Regions from separate parts of the Mus musculus genome. Here region 2 is linked to region 1. A link is a loop called in an ENCODE intact Hi-C map of the cell type or tissue named here. Cell type or tissue: heart. All regions are shown on one strand.

Region 1 (8,000 bases):
TTACCAATAGCATAGAGGTCATCTGGCCATAAAGTACATGTGTCATTTCCTCAAAGGTGGGTAATAGTCTAAGGAAGAAAGACTATGAGAATCATTATTCTAAGAATTTGGGTTATGTCTGCCTCTATAGTAAAAGGTAGGTGAGGTCTGCCTCCACAGATAGCAGAGATCCCATGGTCATTAACAAATTCCACTCTCAGCCTTTTAGAAAGAATGCAGGTATTTTTTCATTGAGAAGAGAACCCTGTGTGCTTAACATCCCTGGTTTTCCTAGTGATCTGTGGATAAAAACACTTTTGTGCCCTCAACATTGTCTTGCTCATTAAAGAGTGGAACTCTCCTGAAAGTGGGAGAATTAGCATAAGGCAAAGAGGAGATCCCTATTTGATTATCCTACACAACATGGTTAGTTCTGAAACCATTTAGACACAACCAACAGAAATTGATTCAGCAAGGTTTTTTTTCATATATTTGAGCATACTTATTCACAAATACTTAACAAGGAAGAAATTGGCTGGGTAGAATGTAGGAAGGGATGGAGTGAGGACAAGGAAAAGAGAAAATGGTGTAATATGTTTTAATTAAAATGCATAAAAAGAAATTTCATGTTAAAATAGGAAAGAGCAATAGCTTATGTATTATGAGCAATGGGTGTTGCTACAGAGGACACAAGTTCCTTTCCCAGAAGCCACATGGAAGCTAACAATTTCCTATGACTCCAGTCCCAGGCATCTCCTGACTTCTGTTGGCACTGCATGCAGCCACATGCAGGCAAATACACATATGCATTAGAAATAAAATTTTAAAAAATAAAAAATTATATACAATGATGTCACAAGTCTGAGTCAGATAGCAGTCAGGGCTAGTTAAAATTAGCTCCTCTGATCCTGAATGGAAACAGCTGTGGTTTCCCTCTAAGCTAACCTGCTTAGAGGCAAAAGGAGCTTTATTCTAAGGTTAGAATAGTTCAGCAAATCTGTTTCTCTAAGCACAGTGCCCACAGTACTGATAGATGAATTTTCCTTGAAGTTTTATGATTTGTGTTCTCTGTCATTTGTATATGTGAGAATCCATTGATGCATCTGTTAGATTGTACATCATGATTAACAGGTAGCATTGACTTCTGAGCCATCTACTTTCACAGTGTTATTTACTTGGTTTTCAGCTAAGACCTTGTAGTATAAGGTGAACATTCCAGAGGCATTTCTGTCCATCATTTTTTAATAATTTACATATATTTCTGCATGACTCTAAGCTAAGAATTCCCTTAAATATCTCTGCTTCTACATTGTGACTATATTCAGAAAAGGATTTAACTTGGCATGCTTAAGAGTAGGAAATCCTATATGTGAATATATACAGACTCCATAAGTAAAATTCTAAATACTTCCTTTGTTGAAGAAAATTATTGCTTTGGAAAGGACTCCCATGCTTTCCTTGCCTGCCACAGGGGGAAAAATATTTCTCAACTCTTCTGTCTTGACTACATCTGAAATTAACTAAAATTCAAAGAGTTGGGTACCTGTGGAAGATTTTTCTTAATTATGGCTTTTGGAATGGAAAAAACCTTTAATCTGGCTCTCTTGAGGTGATAAGATCTAGGCCACATCTTCTCATAGTAGCCTACATATATAGGGGACATTTAAGATAATAGCTCTTTCTCCTTGTCTGCTTTCCCTACCTCTGGCTAACAAGTTCATATTTTATTGGCATTAGAACTTACTTCAGAATTCTGGTATAAATTGAAGACCAGCTGAGACATACAACAACATGAACTGAACCACTATTAAATGGCCATTGTTGATCTAGTTGCACCACAACCTATTCTAATGTGAAATATTCAAATAAATCCACTTTCTATACACATGGGTTCAGCCTATCAGGTCTGTGTTCATCTAGAGAACCTTTACTAATACAACGCTGTGTGTGGATGTGTGTTCACTTCCCACTGAGGAAGATGTGCTGGCTAACAATAGTGCTCCACAGGTTTTGTTCTGTTCACTTTTTTTCTCCCAGGGTTCTCATACCTATCAGGTGAATACTAGGGGCAGTTTACCTAAATCCAGTATGAAGTACTCTACCCAAGCCAGATCAGAGTATTTTCGGGTTTACTGGGGGCAGCTCTCTGGTGGGTTCACAGATCCCAAGGAACCAGAGGATTCACTAGTTTCCAAGGAGGTCAGAGAAGTTGCTATGGGTGGGTAGAATGAGGAGGGTGGTAAGGAGAAAGAGAAAGATCAAGCAAACTGGGAGACAAAAATGAGGGGGTAGAGGGGAGTGAGGGAGGAGGAAGAGGGAGGGAGAGGAAAAAGAAGGAGGGAGCAAGGGAGAGGGAGAGACACAGAGACAGAGAAACGAAGAGACATAGAGCACAAAATGTCTGGATTATATAGGAAGAGCTTCTGGGCGGGGAAAGCCCAGCCCCTGGACTGGAAAGTTCAGGGTCAAGGCGGAGTATGCCAGCCATGCCCCATAACAGGTGGGGACTCAGGAGTGCTGTGAGAACCTGGAAGCTAGGTCAGCTTTCCTGTGTTAAATATACACATCAGCTGCTTGTCCCAGGTCTGCTTGGCCCAGCCACAAAACAAAAATCTTGTTCCCCAAAATCTCTCTTTGTTAATATCCTGGGCACCCTTCCACTTGTGGGACTGATTGACAACTCCACTGCAAGTTGAATAATGGGCTAGGCAAGCTATTTACCTTGATTGAGGGAGTAAGAAGTGCTGTGAGGGGAGCTCTGGCTGGTCAAGACCTGGGGTTCACTGCCCACAAAGAGGAGGAGCGGGCGGCTGAGCAGTGGTAGGTGGAATGCTGGAGAGGTAGGTGGCGTCCTCCCGGGGGCTAAGTTGGGAGACAGATGGGTAGGGTACTGGAGGACCCAAACTAGTGCTACTGGAATGCAAATTCCTGCAGATCTTGAAAAGGTCTTGCCCTGGACTGGAAGCCGCGGCTGAGAACGTCTCTCCACCTCCACCGGGTCCCTTAAACTCAGTCTAACCCTAGGGAAGGTGCTCAAGTCACTCAAGACCACTGGCCAATCAGAGCCTTGAGACGGACCTGCCAGTCAGAAGAAGAGGAGGGTTCTTCCGGATGCCTTGTGGCAGGTTCCGCTAAGTAGCAAGCTGGCTTTAACGTTTTTCTGTGATGTGCTCTCTGTCTTGCCACTTGATGCTGTGAAGTGCGCTCAGGCAAGCTCCGAAGTTGAGACATGGTGAGCACAGGGTCACTGACAACAACTGGGAATAGCGGGGAGCTGAGCAGCGGGAGCTGCTGTGAAGGGCGGGGTGGGAACCAGCGGCCACCTGTGAGGACCTTGCGGTCCTAGCGGCTCGCTGGACCTAGCGCTAGCCACTGAATAACTTCACTGTGGGGGCTGCATTTGCGCAGAGCATTTGGAAAAGAGGCTTGTGTGTAGAAACATCCTTGGCCTGATGCCAAATCCAGAGAGTTCTAGTTTCTACAATTTCTGTTTTTAGCATTTAACCTTAAGGTGTTTGATCCCTTTGGAGTTAATTTTGTGGAGGCTGTAAAAGGCATTTCATATGTTGGGTAGCAATCCAGAATCAAGCTGTGATGTAAAAGTGCAGGATTGATGATGTAAAGGATTTACTAATGCTTAGGAGATCGTGAGTCACACTAAGTGGAATTTAGCCTAGGGAGGACTGCCTGTAAAACACCCCACAGATAAGTAATATGCTAACCAGGGCAGTTAGAGATTAGGATACATGTGCTTGTTCACCAGGATTGTCCAGAAATATGGCTCTAAACCATAATAAAGGAAACAACCCTGATTTACAACCAGCCACTAGGCCAATCCCCATATAAAAGAGCAGGCCTCTAACAAGCTAACCAATGGAGCATTACAGGATCACAATCAACAGTAAGGCGTGGATGTGGCATGTTTTGGTTTTCTTCTTGAGAAAAGCATAATTCTGCCACATGGGCAAGATGACACCTGGTGACAACCATTTGAAAAGGAAAAAAAACAAAAAAACAAAAAAACCAAGGTTGTGTTCAGTGCTAGTCTGGGCCTTAGGCCCTGGTAGCTTTCCCTGAGGCCTTGAGGTATAGAGATAAAACAGAGCTCCTTCTCTAAAATCTGGAATGTGCTTGGGAGAGCTGGTAATGGTCTGGGACCAGGCCTTTGGAAGAGGTTGCTTCAGATTCTGAGAACACAACTCTTCCCACAATATGGGGTTTTGGTTATCAGTCCCAAGGCCACTACAGGCTTGGTCAATAATGTTTGTGAGATATACTGAGTTCCCCTTGTGCAGCACTGTTTGATTAGACTCCTGAGTGTGTCCTATTTTATGATGTTTGTGCTGACTTCATAGTTTCTTCATATGTTTCCTTCCATTTTTCCCACATAAGTAGTATACAAGATGTTATTCTTCTTAAGAGGCTTACTTAGCATAAGAAATAGTTTGTGCAAGACCTGGAGCCTCAGTTTTACATCTTCTTAAAGTTCCATGCCTCAGCAGGCTGGGAAATCTGCCAACAAACCCTGACCCATCAGCCTGGCAGGCAGGTCTCATCTTTCTGTCTCTCTGCCTTTCTGCCTCTCCCCCACGCCCCACCCCCACTTCTCTGCTTCAGAGAAGCAGGGGCAAACTTTTGCTCTGCTTTTAGAAATAGCAGATGACTCCCAACATTTCCTTTTATTTCTTCTTTGACCACAGCTACTAACAAGCTACAACTGACCTTCCTAAAACCCCCAACAACCCTCCACCCTGCCTGTCAATCCTCAAATTTATGTACCCTCCAGAAAGTTCCCAGAATTCCAGATGTCACAGCAACACAGAAATCTGTAGCTGCGAAAATCATGTTTCTGCTAGAGCATGAGGCAAATCATGGTTAGTGGCTGCAGACAGTCAGAAGCTGCCTCACATCCCACACCTGGGATTAAAATGACAACATTGGCACATTCTTATCATTATATTTCTGTGTTTTTTAAAGAAGCCAAAATTCCAGAATTATTTAAAATATCGCTACAAACCAGAATTGAATACAAGCTATTATTAAAGAGGTTGTTTTGTTTTGTTTTGTTTTTCAATTAATCTTTTAATGTATGGCTGACATACCCACCCCCTGGCTTAGGGATTGGGGTGCCCTTCTCCTAGTTGCCCTTCCTTTTGTGTAGAGCGATTTCTCCCTGGGAAGACATATTTATTATAGAACAGCTGCACCTTCACAGTTTCAGGAAAATGTTTCTGAGATAAGCTGTGTTGTCAGCTTGATCCCAATCTCTTGCTCTCCAAGGCAAAGAATGCCCTTGTTTTCCTCTTGATTAAACTTTCTAAATCCTTAAATAAGAGGAATATATCACAACAGAGTTTTAAACTGATTCATTTGAGTCATGTAATTAACTGTCCACTGCAGCAACAGGAAAAAACGTTTGCATTTGGAGCATGGCTTCTGCGTTCAGATCAGAACAGGAGGGACAGTTTACTGTGTGCACTACAGGATAAAACAGGGTGAGCAATAGCTGAATCACTGACTGAAGTTTAAGGGAGTCATCTGCAGGGGTCCCCTTCCTTTGTGAAGAAAGACCCGATTCAGACAGGGTGGTGCTTTTGTAATTTCGAAGCATGTATTAATTCATGGATATAAATGAAAACATACCAGATTGGTGGGTGTACAATTTGGAGAGTATTGTGTTGAGCCAATGAATATTGAATTCCAATTAGGGGACTGTCCTATGGAGATACGTACGGTCTTTGTTGACATAGTTAAGTGAGTGCAGAGGGTTGAGACACCAGGCCTTTGGCTGTGGCTATGTGTGTCAGGTTACAGGTCTCAGCAGGTAATATAGAACAAGGAAGTCACAGTCAAACAGTATCTTATTAATGCTGTGGACCTGGCTGTCAAGTTCTCCCAGCATCCCTCCCTCCCTACCTGTCACAGGGTATGGCTGACATACCCACCCTCTAGCTTAGGGATTGGGGTGCCCCTTCTCCTAGTTGCCCTTCCTTATGTAATTCAACCATTTTGGGTACCTGGTCTTTTTCGTCTGTTGTGTACCTTCCTGGCCTCTTAGTCTGGCTCCCCCTTCTCCCTTTCACCCTTTCTTCAGAAGGCTCACGGTCAGGTCTATTCTGGACTCTCCCAGATGCCCCTGCCCTGGCTATGCTCTCCCTTTTATCGATAATAAACATTCTACTCCACCATACCTAGGAGCAGCCATGTCCTTTCCTTTTTTTGTTTCTTTTTTTTCATTCACCTCCCATTTACTGTTCCTTGATTTCAACTTCATAGCCACCTTTTGCTTCAGTTGTTGTTTCTGTTTGAGTGTGACTGGAATTTGGCTGTAGGACTTCTGAGCTGTGAAGCAAAGGGATGACTGCACTGAACATTGAATGTGTGATGGAATGCACATCCAAAGGACCTTGGAGGATGAACAGGTACCCTGGGAGAGTGAAAGACTCTACTAAAACCCAAATTTACCATATTTGGGCCCTGTCTGCCCCTAGGCTGAAAGAGCAGAACCAGGAAGGCCTGTGCTGTCCGAATCATTTAATCTCTAATCTACCAATAAGGCAGCTGCTACTGTCCTGAGGCCCAGCTGGGTGGTCAAAGCTAATGAGGGGCTCTGGGCAAGCTAGCAATCAGGAGGAGCACCAGTGGGAGTTAGCTCCATATTCTTCTCTGATACAGTTCATCAGAGAGCTGTGAGAGAGGCCACAAGCCATGCCATGATGATTGCGGCAGCCACTGGGAAGAGCAGGTCAACTAATCTATCAGTGCCCAATCTGATTGGACTTGAATGGACTGTGAACCAGAGTGTGGTTCTATTAGTATATGTGGTGACCCAGACAGAGGGTCTTAGCCTCTGAGCCTGCCTGAGTATGGAATCCCTGGGGGAGCAAAGGAGAGGAGGCCCTACAGTTCTTGCCATAGTGTTGCTTATAATATCACTGCTCAGTGTGCAAACACAAGCCTTGCTTTTGGTGTGCAGTGCAAAGATAGGTTTCAAAACTGAAGGTCTGTTTTCTAAAAGTTCTGAACATTGCATTGCAAATTCAGTTTTCTATGATAGAGTTTACAAATAGTTTAGAAACTGGAAGAGAGGAAGTGATGATCATCCTTCACTATCACCAGTCACAATGGCGTGATTCATGGAAATTCAGTTCCAGGGTTCTAAAGGAGTTCCTAAGATGCAGAGGTGTATCAAGTGTGCAGGTAGGTAGTGCAGATTCGACATCATGTGCCATAATCCATGTGGCAGGAAGCATACATTAAATTAATTCTTCAACATTGAATTGTGTTTGAGCTCAGTGGGGCAGGGTTTGAGTGAGATCACAAGGAGACATGGGGCGCTGCTGAGCCAAAGCCCACCTTTCTGATCACCTCCATGCAGAGAGACCTGTAGAGCATAGGGCCTCACATGGGGTCAATAGTGGCTGGAGGGTCAGAAATTTTAACAGTTTTAGGGGTCACTTTGAGTTATTTTGTGGGAGTTGTAAAGTCTGTGTTTATTTAATTTGTTTACACATTCAATCATAGATAATATTGGTCAAGTTTACATTTTTCCTGCCTGAGTTTCCTTGGATCTTTCGAGTAAAACTTGCCTATAATTTGGGGCTTATGTTCTTGGCTTTTTTTCTGCATCCCCTTACTGTTTCACAAATATTGTAAACTTTTTGGTTGTTGTAGTTCTGTGATAAGTATGGATGGAATTCACATTGTGCCAAAATGTGAACTATTCTTCATAATCCTATTGACAAATCTGAGGGATTTTTCACATGGTAAATAGCTCTGGAATCTGATTTCATGTTATATATTTTTAGGAGTTTTCTTTAGATTGTTTTGAATCTACATTGCAAATTTAACATGCCCAACATCCTTTTTTCTTTTTTTTTTTTAAACATCTCTTTAATGGTGTTGTTTAGAGTTATATAAATGGGTAAAGATATTCTACATAAGTATTCATTTAGCAAACTATACTAAGTGTCTGAAGCTGAAAATGATGGGAATAATGTACAAATCTATAGAAAGGGGAC
Region 2 (8,000 bases), 150 kb before region 1:
AAATAAAAAAGATTTCAGCCTTGATTTCTTCCATGGGACTGTCATTTTTGTACACCACAATGACAGGATTGCTAAATTTAGAAATTTTATGCAAACAATTAACACTAACAAATACCCAGTAGATATTTCTCATACTATACTAAAGTGGAACTATTTTAATTGTTCAATCTCTAAGAATAGCATTAGCAAAATGGATCATTTTACATTCAACAACACTTTGGAATGGTTAGCAAAGCACAAATTTGACATGGTGCTGAGTGAAGAAGGTTACAATTTGTATAATGCTGTGTATGCTGTGGCCCACACCTACCATGAGCTCATTCTTCAACACGTAGAGTCTCCAGAAATGGCAGAACCCAGAGGATTATTCTTTGACTGTCAGAAGGTACAATTTCTTACATTTCATTATGCTTAGATTTATCAATGTGTTCTTTTAAATGGCCCCTGAGAAACTAACATACATTTGTTAGAGATTATTCTTCTCTTAGTAGGAAGATTTCTACACTACAAAAATCCCTAAAGAATCCTTTCCATATATATATGGAATACTTTATATATATATATATATATATATATATATATAGAGAGAGAGAGAGAGAGAGAGAGAGAGAGAGAGAGTATTAATTACCCATAAGTTATATTGCATTTTCTTACATAGGATAACTTTAGTACAGCTTTGCATTCTAGAAGCCATTAGAAATATGGTATATTCTTACTTTACATTGCCTTAATTAATATGCATATGTAATCATCTAATGATGCATCTCACTTAGGTGGCTTCCTTGCTGAAGGCCACAGTCTTTACTAATCCTGTTGATATATTGATATATATATATATATATATATATATATATATAATCATGCACAAGGATAACATTTACTAAGAGACAATATTTTTGTATCATTATCAGTGAGTTTCATGAAAATGTGTCTAAAGATTTTACCAAATGAGTTGAATATTTGTAATAGGAGCCAAGAGTGCTCTCATAAGAGGCTTAAATGAGGTCTAGATTAGAATAATTTCTCAAGAGCAATTTTCTCAAAACATGGTATATGTGCTGAGACTAATAGTTACTAATTTCAAGTAACGTTTATAAAAACATAAATGATGAAGATTGCATATTTCATTAAGTTTATGCTTGTTTCATGTATGTATACTGTGTGTACATGAATGACACACTACCACTCTTAGTTTCCACAACTTACAAGTATTCAGACTTCCCACTCATTTTCACATACATGGCTACATTTTCTTTTTTTTTTTCCATTTTTTATTAGGTATTTAGCTCATTTACATTTCGAATGCTATACCAAAAGTCCCCCATATCCACCCACCCCCACTCCCCTGCCCACCCACTCCCCCTTTTTGGCCCTGGTGTTCCCCTGTACTGGGGCATATAAAGTTTGCAAGTCCAATGGGCCTCTCATGGCTACATTTTCAAAAGTTATTTTGACAAATATGTGGACACACACAGATACACAAAAGAACACCAATACATACAACAACATTCTATTTGGTAAGCATTTATTGTAGCACTTTTTTTCATAGAACATTAATAGAAATTATATTAAGTATTAATTACCCATTGCATTTTACTACCTAGGATAACTTTAGTACAGCTGTGTATTCTAGAAGCCATTAGAAAAATTAGGTGACATTCTTATTTGACATTGTCTTAATTGATATGCATATGTAATCATCTAATGATGAATCTCACTTAGGTGGCTTCCTTGCTGAAGACCATGGTCTTTACTAATCCCCTTGGAGAACTGGTGAACATGAAGCATAGGGAAAATCAGTGTGCTGAGTATGATATTTACAAAATTTGGAATTTTCCACAAGGCCTTGGATTAAAAGTGAAACTAGGAAGTTATTTTCCTTGTTTCCCACATAGCCAACACATTCATATGTCTGAAGACTTCGAGTGGGCCACAGGAGGAATATCAGTGGGTATACCACAATTTACATCCTTTTCAGTATAACCTAAAATTTAAAATATGAGGGGCTGAAGTGATATCTCTGTCTTTAAGACCAGTTGCTGTTTTAAAAGGGACCCATCCTCAATTACCAGGATCAACATTTGATAACTCACAGCTTTCTATAAATCTTGGTCTCTGGATTCCATGTTCAATGGCACCCACACGCCTATTTAACCCACAATACAGAAACACATTTACAAAATATATACATACAAACAGTGAATTTATGTCATACTGTGTGAACATGTTTATTTCCTAAAGAAGTACAGCTTATACTAATTAACTGAATATTTGTCAAAAAGCTTCTATTTTAACCTTGGAAAAACTTTATTAATTCTATGAGGTTTACATAGCATGTGTTTTTCATAATCACCAAACAACTCTTCGATCTACCATGACTTCTCTCACCACTCAATTCAGTATCCTTATTTTTTTATTTATAAACAATGTGAGAAAAAGTGAAGCCACATAAATATCCCTTTTGGATTTAGTCAGTTTGAGAAAGAAATTTCTCAAATCACTACAACCCAGATGTTACACACATAATAACCATGAAGTAGTCAATATTGAGTGACTTTCAGGGCATTGCAGGCATATACAAAATGATAAAGTACCTGAAATTGATAAGTGATGCCTGTTAGCACAGAAATATATATCCACATCTGTTGTGTCATATATGCACATATATGTAATTACACATGTTACACACACACACACATATACATATACATATACATATACATATACATATATTCCCAGGTTCCCTCCTCCATGTGTAGTGTAACATGCACTGCTGGATTCAGAAAAATTCATCAGAAAGAAACTGCAGACTGCTGTTTTGATTGTGCCCAGTGCCCAGAAAATGAGGTTTCCAACGAGACAGGTATATGTTTGCATGCAGAAAAGAAATTTGCTGAATTTGAGTATCTTCCCTCTCAAAACTAGGAATGTGAGATGACCTAGATGGAAACTAACGACCTAAAAGTTCTGTGTTTTAGAATTTAATTATTTGAATAGTATCAACATTTTTTCACCCTGCATATAACTTGCAATATCTTCTACAAACAACTATGTTCTCTGACAACATGTAGTTACTTATTTTATATTTTGCAGGAAACATTTAGGGAGACAAACATCTGTAAACACTTTTAAAACAAAAAAAAAATAGGTTTAATCTATGTATTTGTTTCATCTTTGTTGATTTTTTTTTTACAAAGTAACTTCCCAACATGATCAGTCTACAATTTTTCCTTCTCACCATCCAACTTGGTCCTGACAAAGACCAGAAGCTCAGGGAAATAGATGTTCTTTAATGAAACATTTTTAAGAACTCACATGGCATAAAGGAAGAAGCATTGCTGTCAAAGAATTAGAACATTAGTGAAGATTTCTAGAGTGCACCCAGAGATGGGACATTTATCAACAATCACATCTTAGCTAAGGAATGAGGATGCTTGTGATTATGCATAATCTTCATACCATCTAGGTTGGATTGTGTAGTTGTGAAGAAAGAGATCTTATCACAGTGAGGGTGACCTGCATAGGCCTATGAGGCATATAGCTTCATATTCTTTATGCAAACAGCATTTGCATGAGAAATTGGATGTTCTTGTGCCTATGCGAAGATACTGACAAAGGGCACAACCCTCAAAGCCAACAAAATGCATGATGTATTTTATCAACTAGATTTGAGAACTAAGTCTGCATATTGCACAAGTATGTGAGCAGTCAACTTAAGGTTTGAGGTATTAAATAATCTGAGTTGATTCATATTACTATTCATAATGCACTGAAAAATAAAACATTTTTCTTTCTTTTTGTTTAATAAGTATATTTTTCCTCCTGCATTCTTCATGGTGTTTTGTTCCATCACAATGCATAGGTTAACACAGAGAACCCTTAAGTCAATGCTACCTACAGCAATAAGGAATGGAATAGATGCTCATCACCAAAATATTTATTGAGGAATCTTCAGAATAAAACAAATACTCAATTGTTAAGTACATAATGATGCTATCTTATGAGGACTTCTTGTTGTTTGCCAGCAGATATGGAGAAATGTGTGAGCTGTCCAGATGATAAGTATGCCAACATAGAGAAAACCCACTGCCTCCCAAGAGCTGTGTCATTCCTGGCTTATGAAGATCCATTGGGGATGGCTCTAGGCTGCATGGCCCTGTCCTTCTCAGCCATCACAATTCTAGTACTAGTCACTTTTGTGAAGTACAAGGATACTCCCATTGTGAAGGCCAATAACCGCATTCTCAGCTACATCCTGCTCATTGCTCTAGTCTTCTGCTTTCTCTGCTCATTGCTCTTCATTGGACATCCCAACCAGGTCAGCTGCATCCTGCAGCAGACCACATTTGGAGTATTTTTCACCGTGGCTATTTCTACAGTGTTGGCCAAAACAATAACCGTGGTCATGGCTTTCAAGCTCACTACTCCAGGAAGAAGGATGAGGGGGGTCATGATGACAGGGGCACCTAAGTTGGTCATTCCCATTTGTACCTTAATCCAACTTATTCTCTGTGGAATCTGGTTGGTAACATCTCCTCCCTTTATTGAAAGAGATATAAAGTCTGAACATGGGAAGATTGTCATTCTTTGCAACAAAGGCTCTGTCATTGCCTTCCACGTTGTCCTGGGGTATTTGGGCTCCTTAGCTCTGGGGAGCTTCACTATGGCTTTCCTGGCTAGGAACCTTCCTGACAGATTCAATGAAGCCAAGTTCCTAACTTTCAGCATGCTGGTGTTCTGCAGTGTCTGGATCACCTTCCTCCCTGTCTACCACAGCACCAGGGGAACAGTCATGGTGGTTGTGGAGGTTTTCTCCATCTTGGCTTCTAGTGCAGGCTTGCTAGGGTGCATCTTTGTCCCAAAATGTTGTGTTATTTTAGTTAGACCAGACTCAAATTTTATACAGAAGTACAAAGATAAATTGCTTTATTGAAACTTTCATAGTATGAAATTTTTTGGAGATATTCAACATATTTCTTTTGTCTTAACAAAAGTAGTACTTAATCATAAAAAATTTTAAGTAATATACAAATTTGAAGTTACAAACAGGACATCACTGTCCATTGTTATGCCAATTCCTAAAGTTTGGTGGAAATGGCTTCATTCATAAATACACAAACCTGAAGATGTTGAGAACCAGAAATCTCAATTGAGTAATGGCTACCATCATTTTGACCTGTAGTTTGTGTGTAAGCCATGTACCTAATTAATGATTAATATAAGATGACCCTACTGACTGTAGACAGTGTCACCTCTAAGCCAGTTGTTCTAGGAGTTATAAGAAAGAAGACTAGATAGGATGGACATGAAGCCAGTAATCAGCATTATTCCATGGACTTTCATTGAGTTCCTGCATCCATGTTCTTGTCTTGGCTTCTTTCACTTAACTGTGAACAAGGTGCATAGGGAAATAGCACTTTTTCATATATCCCTTTTGACTGTGGTATTTTCTTACAGCAACAGAAACTAAGACATCAGCAAATTGGTAAATTACATTGGTTGGGATTTGGAATATCATAGATTACTGATTCAGCAAAGTTATTGATTTGAAAAGAGAAACAAGATGGAATGTTATTAGATTGTGGAGCAGAGTTACAACATTGTATATTGGTGGTGGCCATCACAGAGGCCTGGAGTATTGGAAAATTTTACAATGTTCTATGAACTTATTCAAAATATCAGATAATATAATAAGAGTACAGTATATGAAAAGGATCATGGGGTTCAGTTTGTGACTACTGTATAAGGCTCTTGAACCTTATATGAAAACACACCATTTCATTATGAAATATGTGTTTTATTCTGTGAGAAAAATCGGTAGTGGAAATAATGCAATACAAATACCTTTATCACAATTAGGTCAGTGAAGTTTGTGATCATATACCACTCTAGATGAAGGATCTCATTATAAATTTTGTTAAAATATTAGTAACTAAAGATAATTCAGTTTAATATCACACACATAACGACACAGATACAAACACATACACTTTACTATTTCTGAATATCAGTTCATGAAAGTCAGTGATTTTTTTCCCTCAGAGTATTGTTTGTTGCTTTAACTGTTATATGGTAGCTTATTTTTGAGAGTTTATTTTAATTGCTTTTTTCTTTATATTTCTTGATTCCAACACACCATTTGTAACCCTATACTCCTATAATGCACATATAATGCATGGCACTGTCCTTCTCAGCCATCACATGGCCCCATATATCATTGTTACTGAATGCATATATGTATTTGTATATACATTTTGAAATATAAACTGTAGAGACCATGTAAAATTGCATACTTTTATGTTCTGGTGTCTGATTACTTGGTACTACATGGCTAATCTTTGTTCCTTTCTCTTGCAATGCCAACCTGTCCCATTCCCATATTTAAAGTTTCCTGTAAATGACTGTGAGGGCTAGAAGCTTTGTGACCTTTCTTCCTTCCATACTAGCATGCATAGTATAGTGATCCTTCCTCTGATTGTATTTTTGGAGTCATATTCATAAGACATTTTGGTCTACCCATTCCCTTTCTAGAATATTTGTGTTTCCAGCCAACTTCCTCATCTTTTGACTCTCAAGATCTTTCCTACCACCTCTTCACATTTCTTTTTGGCTTGGATGAGGGACAATTTTGTAAGAAGATACATTAATCTGTATTCCCTTTAGCCTTTCTTCTGGTACCCATGTAGGGTACCTTCTAGCAACTTGAATTCTAGACATTAGAGGTAAAGCTTCTAGCTGGGGACCAGCACAAATTTTCCATACTGATGACATAAGTAAGGTTTGTCTTCAGGACAATCTTCTTTCTACCAGTTTATATAAAACAAAAGCAGCACTCGGGGTTCAGAAATCTTTGTGGAAAAGTGTCAGAGGTATTGGATGACTTCAACAAAACAGTATCATTAAGACACAAAAAGGACTGATAATCATATGAGGTGCGCGTCCGGGGGTTGCTTGTGAGTAAAATCCTCCACCCCCGCCGCCTCCCCTCCACCGGCCCCGAGACCTCGAGCCCGCGAGTAAACCCTGAGGCCAGGGGATGACATCCAGTGCGCACGGGCCCCTTCCTCGCGGAACCCCTGACGCCGCCCCGGCCCGCTCGACCCGGAACAGGACCTGAGCAGCAGCGGAGTCGTGTGTGACGTCACAGGGACATTACGCCACCCGCCCCGCGTCCCGGACTGACAGAGGTGAGGCAGGGGAATAACCGCAAGTGCTAATGACTGACAAACAGCGGAGGACGGTGGCCACGCCCACCCTGGCAGGAAGAAAGCGGTGATGTCAATGTGGTCGCGCCCCTATACGGCGCCCCAATCCGGGTGATTGACCGGAAACGGAAGCCGGGACACGCCCGTGTTGGTGACGTCACCTCGTCCATTTATTGCGTTGGCCCTGCCCTATCGCCCCGCCCCCGTCGCCTATATCCCTCCCCCTTCCTCTCGCCCCTCCCCCACCACCACCGGGTTCCGGTTTTCAGCTCCGAGCGGCCTGGGCGGCCTCGGCTCGGACCGGCTCGGCTCGGACCGGACCGGCCGAAGCAATAATTACACCACAGCATTCGGTTCCTCTCATAAATATGCAAATGAGGGCCCCGCCCTCCGAACGGCGAACGGATCGCGTATCATTTGCATATTCATTGAAGTTTTGCATATGCTCTTCTCCCACCCCCCTCGCCACCACCCCCCCCATGCTCTGTGCTTTCTCCACTCTAGAATATGCAAATTAACCGGGAGGCGGAGGCATGGTGTAGGTGGGCGGGGCCAAGTTCATGGTGGGCTACAGCCTCTACCATGTGACCCCGGGATCACTTCCTGTCTAGAACTCGTGGTGGGGCTACTTCCTGTCTGGACCTCAGGCTGAGGTCACTTCCTGTTTTTTAATAATTCATAAACTCACAAATCTTTGGCTTGTCTGCATGCAAATGTGGTAATGAATATTCAAATGAAATGCAAATGCTATGCCAATGTTTCAAGACATCAATTCCTGACCAAAAGGGGCGGAGC

Evidence for each region. Hi-C counts contacts between places; a loop is a spot of excess contacts. Peaks named below come from ENCODE experiments on the same cell type or tissue, not always from the same donor. Only the 100,000 strongest peaks of a DNase experiment are listed, where the experiment ranks them.
Region 2: a loop joins it to region 1, with 10 times the contacts of the local background. A loop is called at or near these places in 9 of 42 quality-filtered maps.

What each region holds. Positions count from the first base shown.
Region 1 is chr9:124,277,286-124,285,285 of GRCm38, reverse strand. It overlaps Gm39469, which reads left to right and starts at 1,869. Exons shown (of 5, transcript XM_011249869.2): 1 at 1,869-3,211. The coding sequence starts at 3,209. In heart, no CTCF peak of the experiment used is centred here; a DNase peak (open chromatin) is centred at 3,025; H3K4me3 peaks cover 2,032 bases; H3K27ac peaks cover 1,844 bases.
Region 2 is chr9:124,425,009-124,433,008 of GRCm38, reverse strand. It overlaps Gm20783, which reads left to right. Exons shown (of 5, transcript XM_030244774.1): 2 at 1-385; 3 at 1,723-1,947; 4 at 2,740-2,863; 5 at 4,029-8,000. The coding sequence ends at 4,933. Among named protein-coding and RNA genes, the nearest start is that of Gm20783, 5.1 kb to the left of the region's middle. In heart, no CTCF peak of the experiment used is centred here; DNase peaks (open chromatin) are centred at 7,218 and 7,748; H3K4me3 peaks cover 1,482 bases; H3K27ac peaks cover 1,225 bases.